Regions from separate parts of the Mus musculus genome. Here regions 1, 2 and 3 are each linked to region 4. A link is a contact called in ENCODE POLR2A ChIA-PET data. All regions are on one chromosome and are shown on one strand. The core of a region is the stretch at or near the end of the contact, and the rest is flanking DNA. Distances in the headings are between cores, read along the strand shown. Region 1 holds the start of Prc1 (protein regulator of cytokinesis 1). Region 2 holds the start of Rccd1 (RCC1 domain containing 1). Region 3 holds the start of Ttll13 (tubulin tyrosine ligase-like family, member 13). Region 4 holds the start of Idh2 (isocitrate dehydrogenase 2 (NADP+), mitochondrial).

The links. ChIA-PET counts read pairs that join two places held with the same protein, here RNA polymerase II (POLR2A).
Region 1: POLR2A ChIA-PET joins it to region 4 with 15 read pairs in Patski. The contact joins the promoter of Prc1 here to the promoter of Idh2 in region 4. POLR2A ChIA-PET finds 5 or more read pairs at or near these places in 3 of 5 experiments (Patski and embryonic stem cell).
Region 2: POLR2A ChIA-PET joins it to region 4 with 14 read pairs in embryonic stem cell. The contact joins the promoter of Rccd1 here to the promoter of Idh2 in region 4. POLR2A ChIA-PET finds 5 or more read pairs at or near these places in 4 of 5 experiments (Patski and embryonic stem cell).
Region 3: POLR2A ChIA-PET joins it to region 4 with 12 read pairs in Patski. The contact joins the promoter of Ttll13 here to the promoter of Idh2 in region 4. POLR2A ChIA-PET finds 5 or more read pairs at or near these places in 3 of 5 experiments (Patski and embryonic stem cell).

Annotation. Positions count from the first base shown.
Region 1 is chr7:80,293,105-80,295,804 of GRCm38, forward strand. It overlaps Prc1 (protein regulator of cytokinesis 1), which reads left to right and starts at 1,372. Exons shown (of 15, transcript NM_001374624.1): 1 at 1,372-1,487. The coding sequence starts at 1,477. It also overlaps a transcript of Rccd1 not described here.
Region 2 is chr7:80,323,164-80,325,863 of GRCm38, forward strand. Rccd1 (RCC1 domain containing 1) reads right to left here and starts at 1,291. Exons shown (of 9, transcript NM_173445.4): 1 at 587-1,291. It overlaps Unc45a (unc-45 myosin chaperone A), which reads right to left. Exons shown (of 20, transcript NM_133952.2): 20 at 2,129-2,700. The coding sequence ends at 2,457.
Region 3 is chr7:80,245,073-80,247,772 of GRCm38, forward strand. Ttll13 (tubulin tyrosine ligase-like family, member 13) reads left to right here and starts at 1,304. Exons shown (of 15, transcript NM_177765.3): 1 at 1,304-1,591; 2 at 2,212-2,479. The coding sequence starts at 2,223.
Region 4 is chr7:80,114,014-80,116,713 of GRCm38, forward strand. Idh2 (isocitrate dehydrogenase 2 (NADP+), mitochondrial) reads right to left here and starts at 1,337. Exons shown (of 11, transcript NM_173011.2): 1 at 1,149-1,337. The coding sequence starts at 1,263.

The sequences.
Region 1 (2,700 bases), core at 122-2,621, 180 kb after region 4:
CACACATGACCACCCCATATACACACACAAATTTAATAAATGTATTTATCATAAAAAAGAGAAGCAAATAATGAGACTCTTATAGATGGTACAGTTGACCAATACAGAAAAGCAGACAATTTTAGTTATAATTCAGTATAAACTAGATTTTGTTTTATTTTGGGCCTATAGATGGAAGCTAGTGGTTTAAAAGCGCATTGCTAATCACCAGTGCTGTGGGTAACAAGGATACTCCAGGTAAAGTTTGGTGCAGAAGATAGGTTAATAAGTACCTCTTCGCAAAGGAGAATTCAATAATTACACTTCTACAAATCATTTTGGAGGAGGTAGCAAAAAAGAAATTCATCTCAGCTTTATTACAAATTTTAGTCTGAGTAGCAAAGGAGATACTCCCATAGCAGTGTATTAGGTAATAGTAAATCATTGAAAATGGGATACAGATGCTATGGGTCAGTGGGAAGAAAAGGACACACAAATACTTTGGTTGTTTTTTGTTTTTGTTTTTTGTTTGTTTGTTTGTTTGTTTTGGTTTTTCGAGACAGGGTTTCTCTGTGTAGCCCTGGCTGTCCTGGAACTCACTTTGCGGACCAGGCTGGCCTCGAACTCAGAAATCCGCCTGCCTCTGCCTCCCAAGTGCTGGTATTAAAGGCGTGCGCCACCACGCCCGGCTACACAAATACTTTGATGTCATGTTCAAATTGTGGAGTTTTCCTGATTTACCTAAATCTTATAATGTGCAAGAAAAACAAAGCCCAAATCACCATTTGCTCACAGCTAAATTGGGCAAGTCAGTTTTTTCCTGTAGCCCAAACTATTTCCCTGTCCTGTCTCTGCCGCCTACGTTCTGGAAAAGCTACTCAAATCTTTTTCTTCAGGATAGTGATGATCATTATTAACAGGTGTGTTCTAATGATTAAATGCGATAAACTTGTCCACTAAGGTACCAGGACCAAGAGCCTGGTTTTTTTTTCCTTCTAAGCTTTCCTGCTAGTCCCTGCTCCTCTTGGGACATTGGAGAGTAGCAAGAAGTCGAGCTGTTCTGGCAGTCTACCCAATACTTCTCAGGAAGCACAAAAATTTGAAACCCAACGGCAGCAACTCAGTGGGTACCGGTGACATCATCGGCCACACCCCTACACCCCACCCTTGAGGCGGGCATAGGTGCACGCATGCGCATATTGAGGCCCGCACGCTCCCCGTGCAAGCGCTTCCCACGCCCTAGGCGGTCTCTGTATCCCAGGCCTAGGCAGCAGCCCTTCGCAGGAGGGGCGGGACGAGGGCGGGGCTCCGTGAGTGGCGGACGCGGTAACCAATTGTCATTTGGCACCGCCTCTGGCTCGGTTTGAATTCCGCGGGGTCCAACGGCTCGAGAGTGGAGACGGACTCCGGGTGAAGTCTGCTGCGGCTGGTTACCGTTCTCCGTCCCGCGCGTGGCAAGTGGAGGGTCTCGATTCTGGACAGCTTGGAGCGTCCACCATGAGGAGAAGGTGCGGGTCTCTTAGGGGCGGGACCCATTACTGAGGTGCGGGTCTGGTACCAGGTTCGACAAGCTGGGTTCGCCGGTCTTCAGGCACCGATGTCTGTGGCTGGGGCGCTCGAAGCCGGCTCCGGAGGGCATCTGTGCCCGAGGCCACTAGCGGGGCGAGCAGCGGGGACAGCGCGGGGTTGACACGCTTCCTCGAGGCCGGGGTGGGTTTGTCTCAGGCCTGGCGTAGCTGGCGGCCGAGCTCAGGTGCCGCCGCAAGTCGCGGCTACTCGGCCTCTTCTCTGTGTAAACGCTGAGCATGTAATGGTGTGGGCTTCTCATCTCTTGAGTATAGTCTGTAATCGCATTGCTCGGGAGGCTAGAACAAAATCGATTCGAGTTTAGCCTAGGAGATGTAGTTTAAGACTAACCTGGGCTACGGAGTGAGACAGTACAAAAAGCCCTGAAGTTTTTTTAACCTTAAAGTTTTAAATGTATCGTTTTTTCTTCGTGTCTTACAGTTCCGCGTTTTTACTTGAGTTAGGAAGACGGCTTGAGCCGGCCAGTGGTGGCACACGCCTTTAATCCCACCACTTGGGAGGCGGAGGCAGGCGGATTTCTGAGTTCGAGGATAGCCAGGGCTACAGAGTGAGTTCCAGGACAGCCAGGGTTACACAGAGAAACCCTGTCACAAAAAAAAAAAAAAAAAAAAAAAAAAAAAAAAAAAAAAGAAAGAAAGAAAGAAAGGCTTTATTTCCTTGCAAGTTAACAAATTCGAATTCTTTTCCGGTCGTTTTAAGATTCCCAGGCGGGGTTAGAGAGATGGTTTAGCGGCTAAAAGCACTGATTGCTCTCCCAGAGGAGGTGGGTTCAATTTCCCAGCACTCACAAGGCAGCTCACAACTGTCTTTAACTCCAGTTCCAGGTGATTTTTGACACCCTCACATACAGACATACATCTAGGAAAAACACCGACGCACCTATGAAAATAAATAAAAAGAATCCTCTATTAAAAAGAAAATTCCCGGGCACTGCTTGGGAGTGCCCGATTGGAAATCCAATCAGAACTGACTCTTTGAGTAAAAGGCTGAATGCCGTTTTCGAATTTATAAAATAATTTTCTGCAACGAGTTGGGTGACAAGGCTTTGTAATTTCTAAGAATCTTGGTTTTGTGATTATAGATTTTGATCATTTTTTTTACCCCCAGATACTTGGCCTCAAGAGTCTGGGAATA
Region 2 (2,700 bases), core at 41-2,540, 210 kb after region 4:
AACATAACTATATAATCAATCTTAGCATTAGAAAGTTCCTTAGGAACAGCACAAACATGAGAAAGTTTCTTTATAATGGCAGGCTGTCCAGGTAACGGTTACCTAGGCCTTAACCTTCCATCTAGGCCTTAACAGTGGTCTCTTTCTTTGCAACCCAGAACTTATTTCTATTACCACAAGGGAACTGTGAGGCATGTACGTGGGAGATCAGATACAACACTAGGATCTGAGGCCCACAGCTCCAGTCTCTTAGCCTTGAGAACTTTAACCCCGAGTCTCCATTCAAATTGACTCCATTTTTCTCTAGACTCCCAATCACACAGCAAGTGTGGAGCTGAGCCGTGTCCTATGGATTTATAAGCCTCGTCCCAACAAGAAGAATAAACACCTGGGACCTAGGTGGGCGTGCCTGTGCACCTGGATCCTATTGCACAACTTCAGTTTTACAAGGCGAGTGGGGACAGCACTGCTTGTATCTACCTAGCAGAACTGTTTGCAATAAATACAAATCAAAATTTAAGTGTAAACAGTCCTAGCTTAGTTTACACAGTAGAATTTAACGACGAAAATGACCATTGGCTCTTACCGGGTTTCAGAGGCATTTGGACAATTTCCACTGGACCTTACTCGGTCGTTTATTCAAGAAGTCTTTGCTGCGCCTTTCCTTTGACTTAATGTGATGACTATGGGTCCCAGGGAGCTCAGGCTGAAATTGGGAGACAGTCGCGCGGTTCAAAATGCAACGCCACTTCACTCGAATGGATCAGAATTTTACAGACACTCTCGAGCCTCTTAAGTCAGATCTGAGACTACAGCTCCTGGATCCCCAACCAAAGGAATCTTTCATCTTCCCATTAGCCTGTACCCTCAACTCATCAGGAAAGCCCTTTAAGCAGGAAACCTTGAAAGTGAGCAGCGCATAGTAATGTATGGCTCGGGGAACAGATGGCCGGCGGAGTAAAGCACTTTTTAAGGGCCTCCGCGCCAAGCAACGCGGTCATTCGGTGCGCCAGCTTTTCGGAGCCAATCGCAGGCACGAGCGGTGACGTCACCACTGGGGCGCGCCTGACCGGCACACATGCGCCGGGTTACCTGCCACCAGGCAGTAGGCTGAAGTCTCCTGTGCGCGCCAACAGCAGTGGACGCGGTTGGAACCACTGAATGAATGGATACTCTTGACGATCCGAGGGAAACGGCGGGCGAAGACCAAGCCCTGACACCCTCCATTCCCTTTGAACAAGGAAGGAGGTCGTTCACTACTGAACAAGCGCAGGACTGAGGGCCAAACAGGAAGCTGTAGTACTAGTGCCTTCACTGATTGGCCCAGGCTCTGTCACTTACTTGTACTGAGCCAATGAGTGCCAAGCCTGGACTCCAGCCTCTAAGAAACCGGTGTTCCTAGCCATATAGGGAATCTATTTGAGTCCTGTTTCTCCTTCAACCTGGCAGAGTTACAGAAAAATGTATTTTCCCCGAGGGAAGCGCACACTGACCCCAAATTCCAAACACAGACTGGGTAGAGATCACAGAAAACTCACAATATCATGACAAATGTATCCAAGGACCAGCATAAAAAAACGACACTGAAAAAAAAAAAAAAAAAAAAAGCTGGGCAGTGGTGGCGCACGCCTTTAATCCCAGCATTCGGGAGGCACAGGCAGGCGGATTTCTGAGTTCGAGGCCAGCCTGGTCTACAAAGTGAGCTCCAGGACAGCCAGGGCTATACAGAGAAACCCTGTCTCGAAAAAAAACCAAAAAAAAAAAAAAAAAGAAAGAAAGAAAAAGAAAAAACCAACCAAACAAACAAACAAAAAAAAAAAAAAAAAAAAAGACACTGAAATTTGATCAGCTTCCTAAGCTTTAGGCTAACTCACCAGGATTTAGAAAGAAACCAGCGTGGGTGTTGGCACTTGTAATTCCTACAACTCTTAACGGTTGAGAAAGGATTATCAGTTTGAAGCCAGCCTGTCCTACCCATATTAAGGCCTTGTCTACAAAGGTTCTCCATGGGCCCACTGGCTTCCTTCTGTTACAGCAACAGCGCTCTACAGCACACTTTGCTGATGTCCAGCTGTTGCTCCTGAGTGTCCCACCCTCAGCAGCCCCGCCTACAACAACAAACAGATGCTTTAGTTCCACAGAATTTATTAGCGGGGTGAGCCTGCTGGCAGGCTCTGATGATGCTCCCAGCATGTGAGGATGCTGTTGTGTCCTTCCTTCTTGATGCCCATAATCCTCAGGCTTGAATGGGATGTACGTCCCCCAGCCTCAGCTCTCTACAGTACAGACAGGGCCCTCCTGAGTGCTGGCAGGGCAGGGCTGTATGCTGTGTGTCCTGAGAACACCAAAGTGCAACTGTGGCAGCTGTGGAGGCGAGGCAAGTATCGAGCATCCCAGTGCTGACTCAGAGCTGTGAAGGGTGACAGATGCGTGAGCTGTGGGCCCCGGGCCGATCGTCACTCTCCGTCCTGGTTGGGTTGGATGAGTCTATATTCCACTGCTTTCTCCAGGCAGGCTGCGGCAGCCCTGGTGACTGGGCTCTCCTCGCCCTTGGCCAACACTGACAGGATCTCCAGGACCTCACTCTCCATCAGGGTGCCGGCGATCTCCTTCGAAGACTGCATCATGTTCAGCACCACCACGGTGCCCCGGTGCTGCAGCTCCTGGTTGGGGCTGAGGAGCAGGGCCTGCAAGATCTCC
Region 3 (2,700 bases), core at 54-2,553, 130 kb after region 4:
CAAACATCAAACAGGCGTCAGTAGCAGCGGTCGATCCAGAAGAAATTGAGAGAGAGGCTCCACAGGTCAGCAGAAGTCAGCAGAAGCAAGCGGCAAGAAGTCACCTGAATATCACAGAAAGTTCTGTGGCAAGCCAGTCTCTATGAAGTCAAGACAAGGGAAGATCAGCAAGTCAGTGCAAGGCGAACCAATGCAAGAGCCTTGTCACACTGTCTGTGGAGTATATTTATATTCTTTCTACTCATCACACGTCCTTTTCCTTCCTGCTTCAGAAAGACATTCTCACCTGTCTCTGCTTCAGCAAAACATCTCGTGACATAACTGAGTCCCCCCCCCCCCCAAGAAAATTTCCACTTCAATGTAGTTTCTGCAATTTTTTGTTTAAGGTTTTTCGAGACAGGGTTTCTCTGTATAGCCCTGGCTGTCCTGGAACTCACTCTGTAGACCAGACTGGCCTCGAACTCAGAAATCTGCCTGCCTCTGCCTCCCAAGTTCTGGGATTAAAGGCGTGCACCACCATGCCCGGCTAATGTTTGTCTTTTTATGAATAATAATAATAATAATAATCCAAAATTCTCTGGATTTTGCTACAACAAAATAATCTGAATCATATGTTGGGTTGGGTTTGGTGAAGAAAGCTAATGAAATTCAAAGTGGGGGGCAGGGATGCCAGGTTATAGGAAGGCAACAGTGACAGAGAAATTGAATGAGGTCATTCTGTTATTTCATTTTCTTGAGGTTACAAAAGTATTTATGGTTGTGGGTACCACATCAAGTTATGGGTGTAGGGGTGAGAGGACAATGTATTGTTTTCTTCTTCCACCATGTGGGTTCTGGAGGTCGAACTCATGTCCCCCTGACTTGTCAGCTATCATTTTGGTCCGCTGAGCCACCTTGCTGGCCTTATTCTGTAATTTGCTAATGGAGCTAGTGAATGAAACATTGGAAGGCATGTGTTCTTATCGCAGCTGTCCCTGTTAAGGGCAGGAATTTTTTTATAGCATCATTTCTAAATGTGGAAGAACCACAAGCAGCTATTTTGTCCCAAACATAAACATATTTGGGTTGGCCATAGGATTCCAGGAAAAGTGGAGCAGAAAAGGTGGAACCCGCCCCAATATGGGAGGACTACAAATCCCATAATGCGTTGGAAAAATACGTCTCGGCCGTTCACGTACACTCGGACCTCTAGACGCACCCGGCAAATGCAGACAGCTAGGGGGCCAAGATGGCTTCTACTGGCGCCAAAGTGGGTGTGGTTCCCGGGAAAGCCACGCCCCCAGAACGCTACTGCAATAGGGGCGGCCTTCGTGTCCATAGCGACGGCGGCGGCGGCGGCCGTCTGCTTGCTTAAGAAGTCGCCGCCGCCGCCAGGATCTCGGAGCCAGGAGTTAACCCCGAGGGGGAGCGGGCTCCCCCTCGCGACAGCGGGGACAGACAGTCCTGTGGAACGACGAGAAGGTCCCCGACGTCCAGCAACGCCCAGGAAGAGCCGCAGCGAACGAGCGGCGGCCATGAGCGACCAGCTGAGTCCAGCCCCGAGCCGATAGGGGCAGCTCCAGCAGCCCCTGAGCTCTCCTCGAAACCTCGGGTGGGCAGTGTCTGCCGTGGGTTTCCTTTCCTCTATTGTAACCCAAAGAGTCTTAGCTATTAGAGGCCCAACCCCAAACGCGTTCACGTAGGGAAACTGAGTTCTGGCTCAGGGAAATCGCCGGCCGATAACCTTTGATTGATAACCTTTGATTTACAGCTGTATCTTATTTTATTTTTTTTTAAAGATTTATTTATTATATGTGAGTACACTGGATGGTTGTGAGCCACCATGTGGTTGCTGGGATTTGAACTCAGGACCTTTGGAAGAGCAGTCGGTGCTCTTAATCACTGAGCCATCTCTCCAGCCCTCTACAGCTGTGTTTTAAAGCAGACTTCTCCAGTTCTGTCAGCCACCTTTCTTCCCCTTCAGGAAACAAAACAGCCGCGGTGGTGGTTCCTGTCAACTCTATTCTGCACTGCACACTTATATCTTATCAGCCCCCCATGCTTCCTCCCCACAGCCCTCTACTTGGAAACAACCTATTCTACAGTAGGGTTGATCTAAAAGGGCAACATTTCATTCTAGCACCGTAAAGGCGCTCCGGGTAAATTCCTGCAGGACTTCCTGGGCCCGGAGAAAGGTCTGATAAATATTTATTCCTATCCCTTTCCCCTTAGAATCTGAGAGGATGGAGCCCAATAACTGTAAGACCAGTGAATCTGAGGAAGATGATATTGAGGAAGAAGAATCTGAGGAAGAATGTGTTAGAGAGGAATCTACCACCCCCAACTCTACCCAGCAGGCACTTAGAAAGGCTGACTATAAAGAATTTGAGAATGGGGTTGCCTTATCGGTTGTAGCCAAGAAAATTCCAAAGAAAATATTAAGTGCAACAGACACAGATGATTTGGAAGTTGGGAGGAGAAGAAGAAAGCGGAAACGAAGGTATCTTTTCCTTCGATCCCTCACAGGTGTGACTCTAGAGACATTACCCCTTGGCTTCACACCACCATTTGGTAGCGGAGCATGGTGGGATCCAAGCTTTTCACTTTAGCCTTTGGGAAAGGAGAGGAGAGCCAGATGATGGTGCATGCATATAATCCCATCATTAGGGAAGCTGAAACAAAAAGATTACGTGTGTTCTAGACCAGCTTGGACTACAACGT
Region 4 (2,700 bases), core at 87-2,586:
TCTCCTTGGCAAAGGGGAGTGTCAAGGGCCCCGCCCTCTCCCTCCTCCTGGCCCCCAGCTTCGGTCAGCTGCTCCCACGGTGAGTTAACGATTACCACTCTAGCCAGAACAAACCCCATAGCCAAACCCACCCCCTCTTCCTCATTCCTCTGGCTAACCCCAAGGGGTTTTGAGCCAGGTCAGGATAGAATTTCCGTGGCAACAGGCATCAAAAGAGGCCACCAAGTGCTCTACATTGTTCCGTGCCTTTTGTAGCAAGGCGCTGAGTAGCAAGGGTATGAAAGATGCCCACATGCCAGGTTGGGCAATCTGTTAGTAATGGAGACTCTAAAACCCTGATTATTTTGTCCGGAGTTGCGCCTTCACGTCTAAGAAGTAAGCTGAAGGCAACGCAGAGATCTCATGGGAACGACTGACTGCAGAAAAATGACAATATGCGTGCAGTGCCAGGTCTCCACAGCTTGTATGCCAGGCAGGACCCACTCACATGCAGCAGCTCGTGGTTGGCCCAGCAAGGGGCCAGGAGAGGGCCCAGACTGAGCGTCCTGCGCAGCGAAGGGTGGGGGAGTGGCAGAGAAACAAAAGCGGGAAAAATGGAAGGACATTCCTCCAGCTGTCGAGTAAAGGTTCCAAAAATAGCTGACGTGGGCCTGTTGGAGAGGAGGGACCAGAGTACGCAGGGATTGGAGAGAAGGGGAAGTGGAGGCCTCTCCTCCTCGCCTTTGTCTGAGCCGGGAGCGCGAGGTGACCCTCCTCTGCCTAGGGCTGCAGCAGGCCGCTCCAGCCCCTCTTGGTCGCTTGTCCCCTCCAAAGGCCCAAGGCAGTCATGATACCCCACCCTGGGTCCAGGTACCTCTGGAAATGCTCCCCCGGAATACCTGGAGAACCCCAGCCCTGATAGGACCCAGCAATCCCGCCCCAGGCCACCAGCTGCCACTATCCCCTGGGTCCCCACCCCTGCGCCTGCAGCGGCCCAGGCGCGCGGGGCGCGGGAGCTCGGTGTAAGGCCACCTCCCGGCCCTTTGTAACCCGCACGCCGCTGTTCCCCGACCGCCGGCGTGTCGCGAGTGGCACTCCAGGGTCCCCCTCCCGGGACGTCGCCACGTCGCAGCGCTGCACGCGAGCCCGCCCCCCGGTGCGACACTCACAGTGGCGCCGCGGCTGCTCCGGCCAGCTGGGGACAGTCAGTGCTGCCGGTGCCCAGGTCCGCGCTGAGCCCGAGGCTCTGCAGAGCGAGCTCACAGCCCGCAGGTAGCCGGCCATCCCGAGCACGCGAGGTCCGAGCACGCCGCTGCACCGGGCTGTGCGGTGGGGACTCTAGGCTGGCCCTGGTGGCTGGGACCCAACCGGGGCGGAGCTGCAGAACCTGCCGCCCCATTGGGTCTCACCCGGGAGAAGGCGGGTCCACGCCAGGGCAGGAGCCTGCTCGACACCCTTGGGCCTGTTCCAGAGCTCAGGCGGCCCCAGTGCTGAGCCCGCGCTTTCTGGGAGCCTCCATATATCCTCAAAGCATCAGGTACCGGGGAGACCCATCGGGCCGCGGGGGCTCACGGCTGCAAGACTCCCCGCTTCCGTTAGAATGTCAGCTGCAGACACGTCGCCTTAGTCCCCTGCGTCCTTTGCGTTTAGCTGACCGACGGACCTGAGGCGCTTTCATCAAGACAATGACAAGCTTTGCCGTCTTGAACCTAGACCATGGCAACTTGGGTCTCCCCCAGGTAGCGTCCAGTTGGGTGGACTAACCAGGATCGAGAGTTGAAATGCCAAGTACGGTGGAGGCAAGAGGATGAGAAGTTAGGCTACATACCAAGTTCTAGACCAGCCTGGGCTATATGAGACGCTGCGGGGCGGGGCGGGGGGGGGGGCGGCTGGAAATCCTCCTTCTGCTCCTGACTAGGCCAAACTCCTAGCCCCAAAGTCCTTCATCATGGCCGACTCTGTCTCTTCTGGACATAAGAGTGCCTGCCAGGAGACTTCTGTGACATTTGTGTGTAAAGGTTTGAGGTATGTTCATCCTTCAATAGTACAACCACTGCCCAAGTTAATTATATTCTATGCTAGTAGTTATGTAGCCCTGAAGGAAAGCCCATGTCTCCTATATCCTAGGCAAAGGTCCATCCACAACCCAGCCCAACAGCTCCTAGTTTACCTGTTTGCGTGGGGAAACAAACAGAAACATACAAGCTAAATCCATCACTGTTCATTTTCTTGAAGTAGGGGTCACTGAAGTCTGGGTTTTGTGTATCAAATATCACAAATCCACCCCAGCTCTCCCAGTCACACCAACTCACTCCAGATGAGAGCAACCTTTCTGCCCTGTGCTCCCAGCTTCCCAACCCAGCTTCACAGTGTTGTCAGGTGGAGCTATGCCAGGAAAGTGGCCTTGAACTGCCAACATCAAAGCTTCCCTCCTGGAGTCTCAATCCATCCGAGTCACAGATTTGGTTCTGGGATCCAGTACAGAGAGTATATGCAAAGGAGAGACATCTGGGTCCCTCCAGGGACTGAGGAAAGGAATAGGAAAGTCTGGCCTGGGGCAGCATGTTCCAGAACAGTCTGAGAGCCCTTCTACGAGATTCCCAGTTCTCTTGTGTAAACACCGGTAAAGACCACAGAGGTTGTTGACTTGGGCTTTCATGCCATCCTGGAAATACCAGACCCCTGGACTCCAGGATCCACACGTGCAAGGTCGGAGAACAG